Regions from separate parts of the Homo sapiens genome. Here region 2 is linked to region 1. A link is a contact called in ENCODE Hi-C or POLR2A ChIA-PET data. All regions are on one chromosome and are shown on one strand. The core of a region is the stretch at or near the end of the contact, and the rest is flanking DNA. Distances in the headings are between cores, read along the strand shown. Region 1 has its middle 9.1 kb from the start of LINC01736. Region 2 overlaps GALNT2 (polypeptide N-acetylgalactosaminyltransferase 2).

Evidence for each region. A loop is a pair of places that touch in the nucleus more often than their neighbours do. ChIA-PET counts read pairs that join two places held with the same protein, here RNA polymerase II (POLR2A).
Region 2: a loop to region 1 is called in a map of gastrocnemius medialis, with 4 times the contacts of the local background. The contact joins two enhancer-like sites. A Hi-C loop is called at or near these places in 1 of 168 maps with a recorded cell type or tissue (gastrocnemius medialis). POLR2A ChIA-PET finds 5 or more read pairs at or near these places in 2 of 52 experiments (Caco-2 and OCI-LY7).

The regions. Positions count from the first base shown.
Region 1 is chr1:230,009,879-230,013,818 of GRCh38, forward strand. No RefSeq gene overlaps it. Among named protein-coding and RNA genes, the nearest start is that of LINC01736, 9.1 kb to the left of the region's middle. Within about 2 kb of position 2,078, at least 2 of the 41 ENCODE cell types and tissues checked have a DNase peak (open chromatin) inside an H3K27ac peak, as active enhancers do; they include gastrocnemius medialis, where a contact is called at or near this core.
Region 2 is chr1:230,213,220-230,216,937 of GRCh38, forward strand. All of the region lies in intron 3 of GALNT2 (polypeptide N-acetylgalactosaminyltransferase 2), which reads left to right. Among named protein-coding and RNA genes, the nearest start is that of GALNT2, 150 kb to the left of the region's middle. Within about 2 kb of position 2,037, at least 22 of the 41 ENCODE cell types and tissues checked have a DNase peak (open chromatin) inside an H3K27ac peak, as active enhancers do; they include gastrocnemius medialis, where a contact is called at or near this core.

The sequences.
Region 1 (3,940 bases), core at 828-3,327:
TGCAGCGCTGCTTTGAAGGGTGGGGCTGAGGCCTTTATCCCTACACTTCATCACCATTAGTGATTGCTCCTGAGAGGCTGCATCTCCTGTCCTTCTCAGGTGTCAGACTCAAGGGACATCAGTAAAGGCCCTGGGGTAGACAGTGAAAGGACACAGGCTTGTGGCAAGTGCTAGTTGCTGGAAGGGAGTTAAGTTCACATGGACTGGCCCATGAGGCTGCAGTGAAATTCAGAGGTGGGCGCAGGAGGTGTGGCCCCCACCCTAGGGGCATCTGCTCCAGGGAGTGAGACCAGAGAGTGAGGTAGTCACCGTACTCATAGAGGCTGTGTATATGTATGTTTTAACTTCTTTATTTTAGTGCATTTGCTTTATTTTGTTTTACAAAGGTAATATATGCTCATGGTAAAATTCAAATAATTCATAATGTTGACAAGTGAAAAGTAAATAAAAGATAGTTTTCTCCCCTAAACCTTTATTCCCACTCTCCAGAAGTAACTTCATTTTATAGTTTCCTGAACTTCTTTCTCAATATTCTATCCACATATACGCACAAATACCTATTTCTACCTTTGTTTTGTTTTACCCAAAATGGATTCCAACCATACATAACTTACATAACTGCTTTTTTTTTTTCCCACAAAGTAACATCCCCCCGAGATAGGTAGATGTAAATCTAGCCTGTTCTTCTTAACAAATGAATAATAATCATTGTGTGGTTGTACCATAATGTGTAATTGTCTGCTATTAGTGGCGATTTAAGTTGTTTCCAGTCCTTGCTATCACAAGCAATGCTGCAAGGACCATGTGTGTACATGTATCTTTTGCATGCTGCTTCAAGTATCTCTGCAGAGTAAAATCCTTGAAGTGCTTCATCAAAGCTACGTTCATGTAAAATTTTGACAGAGATTGCTAAATTGCTCTCCAAACACATTGCATCAGTTCACACTCCCACCAACAGACAAGAGTGTGGGTTTCCTCTTATCCTGCCACGCTCAGAATTATCCAGTGTTTAAGTCTTTGCTAATTGTTGTGCAAAAACAATTACATCTGGTTGCTTCAATTCTTTATTAGTGAGGATAAACATCTTTCCATGTAGCTACTGACCATTGCATTTCTTTTAAGGAAATCACTTTTGTCTATGTTTCTGTGGGGTGCTTCATATTTTTCTTATTGATTTGGAAGAGTTCTTCATGTGCCGATAGGGTTTTAATGATTGAATCACCACAGTGAGAATTCTTTTCGGGCTCCTTATATCAGATTTCCCCTGACCTGGTTTATCATCCGAATCATCTGGGAAGGTTCACAAAGTACACATTCCTGGACCCCATCCCAGAATTCCTGACTCAGTTTGTCTGCAGTGGAGCCAAATATCCGCATCCTTGTATTTTTTAAAGCTCCCTAGGTGATTCTGGTGACCAGAATCCTCAGTGGCTGGCTTAAGGGACAGCAGAATTTACCACTTTCAGGCTGCCCTTTGTGTAAGACAGGTTCCCATCTTCTTAGGGCAAGTGAGAAGAGCCTGCAGTATCAGGTGTCTGCTACTTTCTCACAAGGTTTCAGAGGACAAAGAGAGCAGAGACTGAAATCAGGGCCAGGTTGAGCATGGTTGACTCTGACTCACTAGGCCTTAAACCCTTCTCCCCCAGAGGGAAGCATTGCCCAAAACCAAGAGAGGCAGCTAGCCTCCTGCTTCAGACCTCCCAAAAGGGAAATAGCAGGTTGCTTGCTTAGGGTCGTTCAGGATGTGGCTCACCCTTTTTGTTTGGGTAGATTGTTTCCTTAGGGCACCGGTTGCTGGCTCTGGTCCTCCATCAGTGTATTGGTCACTTTCAGGGCAAGTGCTGTGAGCTTCTTCCCATCCCCCACCCAGAGCCAAGTTCAGCCTCCCAGATGAGGCTGAGTATTCTGGGGGTTGAGAGCAGAGCTTCTTTCCTTGAACAAAGCAGGGTGTCTTCTTTCTGGTCCTATGTCATTGTCATTCTCTTTGGCATCCCTCCCATGTGGATGTGACTTGCAAAATTGGATTAAAGTCGGCTGTTTGTAACTCAGAATTCACTTTTCCATGGAGACTCTGTTTGGATGGAAGTTAACTGCCAGCGTGGTTGGTGAAAGTCCACTTCACCCGCGAGGTGGGTGGGTGTGAGTCCCAAGGGTGCCATCCCTCTCCCTGGCTCTGTCCTCAGCCAAGCATAGGGGTGACCCTCACCTTCCTCAACCACAGTAGTGGCCTGGAAGGCAGGGCAGGGGAGCCCCCATTGTAGAAAATTCTTTAGAAATATTCTTTATAAATCAGACAACTCTAAGTTATACAAGTTGGGGACCTCTGATATTGCACAATTGTTCTGCTTTACTGTCCAAAGAACACCAGGGAAGCTTGGCCTATTTTATAAAAATAATAGAAAGAAGAATAGATCAAGTTCAAGTTCATAAATAAAACTGATTTATAGATTGTAAAATCCACTTCTTAAAAACTCTGGCACTAAAACAAATTTACAGCTGGCTGCAGCCTGTAAAATCTGTTTCTTACTTTCCCTCAAAAGAGTTTGATTTAAACTCATTTCTTCCCAAACCCTTCCAAGCACTCAATTCTGATAACACTCCGAATTACTGAGACTCTCTCAGTGTAATGGTGCTAGGTTCATTGCCTGATGCACAGTGAGTCAATATACTGAGACACCGAAGTTTGCAGCAGAGAAAGAGTTGAATAATTGTAGGGTAGCTGAATGAGGAGATGGGAGGAAACCTCAGTTCCAACTCCCTGACAGGTTTGGGGATGGGTTTTTTCAGGGGTCTGGAGGGTTGAAGGAGTAGGATGTGGAAGTGGTTGATTGGTTGATAAGTGAAGGGGGACATTGATGATGAAACCACATTTCTGTGCTGAGTCAGTTCTTTGGTGGGGGTCCTCAGACCGATTGGCGTCAATCGTTCTGCTGGAATTCAGAATCTGAAGAACACCTTAAGCAATTCTCCAGTATAAAGGTCCAGCGTCAGAAATTCTATCTATAGGAATGGCAGGGAGCAGGTGGCCAGCATGCTACATAGCTCTTGGTTAGTTAGCAGCTGCGGGGAAGGAGGTTGAAGGGCACAAGTGCTCCCTGGTCAATGCTTAACTATAATTCTGCCTAAAGCCTGGCTTGTAATTCTCATTAACCCTGTGAGGGCAATTTCCTCAGTCCCAAGGACCCCTGCTCAGTTAGATTGTCATATTTTCCCTAAAGCTGTGAGTTACAAGATTGGCTGCAAGCAACCCTCTACCCCAAATTGCCCAATGGTGATTTCTTTTTCTTCCCATGACTTTGCCACTTGCACTGACCTTCACAGATTGTCCCTCTTGGAAGAAGTCAGGGATGGTCACTCATAGGATCATGCCTTTCTCATTTATCAGATATATATATATGATATATATATTTCTCATTTATTTTATATATATATATATCAGCATGACTTTATGTATGTAAAGTTACTTTGGATTAGAAAGAAAAGGGGAAGAAAAGGCAGCCCTTCTTCCAAGATGGTGAAGGCAGAGATGAGAACAGAGAGTCTCTACACCCAAACCTCAGGGTACCTACATTGCAGCTATGAAAGTTCAATTATCCATTTAGTTGTCTAGACTCACACTGTAAGGGCAGAGCTTTATTTATTCCTGTCCTCCCTTCCAACCCTCCTTATCCCCCGCCCCTGCTTCATTTTTCTCCACTGCATGTGTCATTATATGGCATACTAAATAGTTTACTTATTTATTTATAAACTTCATAAAAGCAGGCATTTAAAACATTTTTTTTTAAATTCACCACTATATTACCAGCATGTAAAACCATTGCTGGCACATTTTGAATGCTTGATAAATATTGGTTGAATGGATGAAGGTTGAGAATATTGCTCAAACCCTATCTAGGTTTGTTTTAAACTGTCAACATCTCTGTAGATTTACTCCTGTGTT
Region 2 (3,718 bases), core at 787-3,286, 200 kb after region 1:
TGTAGTCTTCCCGGAGAGGCAGACAAGGAAACAGGCAATTACGTAGCCTAGTAAGGATAACCTAACCACCTCTAGACCATTTACAACAGAGCTCTGTTCTTTCTATTTTAGACCTGTTTGTGAGTTTCTGTTATTTTCTTAGTAGACTGGCCCTTTTATCATTATGAAATGCACTTCTTGTCAGTGGTAATGCTTCTTGTTTTACAATATCAGTAGAGCTGCACCATCTTTCTTTGGTTTCATGTTTTTGCATGGTATACATTTTCCCATGCTTTCACTTTCAAACTTTTTATGTCCTTATATTTAAAGTGTATCTTCTGTAAGTAGCCTATAGTTGGATTTTGGACTTTCATCTGCTGTGACAATCTTTATCTTTTATATGGTGTATTTAGTTCTTTTACATTTAATGTAAGTACTAGTTTATTGGGGTTTAACACCAACATCTCACTGGTTGTGTTCTCTTAGTTCCACCTGCTTTGTGTTTCTTTTTCCCTTGCATCCTCCTACGTTTTTTCTTCTCTGTTGGTTTGCTAAATTCTTGACTAGTAAGTCCACATGTAGAGCCTAATGTAAATGAATAATTTTATTACTTCTTAGACAATGCACAGACCTTCTAATAATTTACCTTCCACTTACCTTCAGCCCTTTGTGCTCTTGTTGTCATTTAGCTTAATTCTTTCTTTATAAACTCTATAGGATATCTTTTATTGTTTTATGCAGTAAATATCCTTTTGATTTATTCACATATTTATATTCCCATTGCTCCTCATTTCTTATATTTCTATTTTTCTACCTAAGACCATATTCCTTCTGTATTTCATTAGTATTTCTATTAGTCCCAGTATGTTGGCAATGAATTGTATCCTTTTGTTTGTCTGAAAACATCTTAACTTTACTTTTTTTTTTTTTTGAGACGGAGTCTCGCTCATGTTGCCCAGGCTGGAGTGCAGTGGTGTGATCTAAGCTCACTGCAACCTCCGCCTCCCCAGTTCAAGTGATTCTCCTGCCTCAGCTTCCCAAGTAACTGGGATTACAGGCACCCACCACCATACCTGGCCAATTTTGTATTTTTAGTAGAGACTAGGCTTCACCATGTTGGCCAGGCCGGTCTTGAACTCCTGACCTCAAGCCATCTGCCCACCCCAGCCTCCCAAAGTGCTGGGATTACAGGTGTGAGCCACCACGCCCGGCTTACTTTTGTTTTTGAAGAGTCTTTTCACTGACTGTGAAATTCTGGGTTGACAGTGACTGTCAGCACCTTTACGTTGTCTTTCAGTTGTCTTCTGTTTTTTGTTGTTTCTGGCGAAATGTCTACCGTTAGTCTTGTTCTTTTTGAAGACATTTGACTTTTCCTTCCAGCTGCCTTTTCAGATATTTCTTTTTTTCAGCAATTTTGCCATAATATGCCTAGCAGTTGTTTTCCTTGTGCTGAACCTGTTTGGGATTTGTGGAATTTCCTGACTCTTGAGCTTCATGCCTTGTCAGTTTTGCCATGCTGCAGTTCTGTCTCCTCTTCCTCTGAGACCCTAATTTCATCTTTGTTAGATAATTCTGCGTTTCCTCTGTCCCTCATAAGCTCTTTTCTGTACTTTTTATTCTTTTTGATTCCCTGTGTCTCAGTCTGGATATATTTCTGTTGGCCTGCTTCCTGTTCATTGATCCTTTCCTCTGCTCTGTCTAGTCTGCTTTTAAATCCACTGCTGAATTCTTCATTTCAGTGATTGTGTTTTGTTGTGTATGAATAAATACCGAGATATTTCAGGGCTCTCACTGACTTTTTCCTCCAAAGAGGATTTAGTTTTGTTCTCTGGCAGGCAGTTAAAATAGGGCAGGTCACCTTAATCAAGTCTGGAATTGAGCTGGTATAAAGCTGGGTTTCGGTCTTTTGTGAGAGAGCTGGTGAGTTTCCAGTTCTCTTTTGCCACTAGGAAGTAGCCCTGTGGGATTCGACCTGGAAGTCTGGGATATGTATCAGAGCCCAGTTTCCTCAGCAAGCCCTGAAGTCCATTTCTGGCCTCCACAGCTCCACAGCACCTCCAGAAGCTTTCACTTGGCTCTGCACCTACAAGACCATCGCTTCTGCTCGGCTCAGTCGGCCGTTTGGCTCTATGCCGTTTGAGGGGAAGAGGATCAGAGAATGTTGGCCTTCCTCTCTAGGTGCTTCTCCTTTCTGGAAACCTGACCTCACACCTGGCTGCTTTGCTAGCTCTCTAGTGCCTTCAAATAGATTCTTCAGTGTATTTCATCCCGAATTTCTGGTTGCTTTTAGTGAGTAGGTTGGTCTACAGCAAGGAACTTTACTGTCACTGGAAGCAGGAAAAACACCTGAGTGTTTTATTTGGAATTCAAATCCACTCTGAATTTGGCAGTTTATAAATTTTGCCCTGAGCAATAATGTCTATCTCGAAGGAGAGTAAATGGAAATACAGGCTTGAAGTTGGGATGTGTTGCTTTTATTAATAGCTCAACCAGCTGTTAGCTCCCAGACTGAGGTTAAAATAATCTCTGTAAACCCTGGGTTTCTTATCTGTAAAACAATAATCATGCTTGCCTGGCCTGTCTTACAGCATTTTTATTAGGCTCAGATGTACACATAAACTACATACATTAATTACACAAATTCAGGACATTAATATAGTGACTAGTGGCTTGTATATATATCAGCTTTAAGTAAAGAATGAACTGTTATTTTGTTACACTTTGCTCTCAAAATGTGTGTGACATGGCTGGCAGACTTTCAGCTTCCAGTATGTGAATGCCTCTGTCACACTGAGATGGTATTGGATTGTTTTATCATAGAACCAAAAACAGTTGTGGAAATAGCTGTGAAGCAGTGATCCTACCTATTTCAGAAAGAAATTAGACCAGGAAAAATGGAGTCAACAGAGTTTTGCTTGATAAATGAGATCAATCTTCGAGTCCTAACAAACTGTCCTACTTCAACTATCCATTTAAAACCCATCACTTTGCCCCCCGTCGTGGAACCATGAAACTGAAAGAACAACTTTCTTTTTCAGTGGAAGGGTTTTGTATATTTTAGGAAACAGTCAAAATACTGTAAAATTTATTTTAACTTTTTTTGTCATTTAGGCTACGTATTTCACTTGAATATGGTTTCGGAGATTACTTGTGATGTTTCTAATGAACTTAAAAGAAGCAGCATTGTCAGTTTATGGTACATTCATTATTAAGTCAAAACACCGATCTGTTCACTGGTGTAACTGACAATTCACATATACTTTGGAGTTGTCTCACCCCGTTGCCCAAGCTGGAGTACAGAGATGTGATCATAGCTCACCGTAACAAACTCCTGGGCTCAAGCCATCCCCCTGAGTAGCTAAGACTACAGGTGTGCGCCACTGTACTCAGCTGATTTAAAAAATTGTTTAGTAGAGATGGGGTGTTGCTATGTTGCCCACACTGGCCTCAAACCCCTGACCTCAAGTGATCCTCTTGCCTTTACCTCCCAAAGTGCTGGGTTTACAGGCATGAGCCACCATGCCTGGCCTGTACTCTGGAGTTGTTAAATGTTAATGGTAGAACCTATGAGGGCCCATAATCTCCACTGCCATCTGTAAAATTTAAAGTTCAGACTTTTATAGTAACGACTATCTTAACTATATTGAATAAGCCATGATTTTCTTCATCTGACAATAATGTGAGAAAATCCACACCTCTTTGGAAATTCAAGTTATTTAAAAAAGGAAATATCCCAATA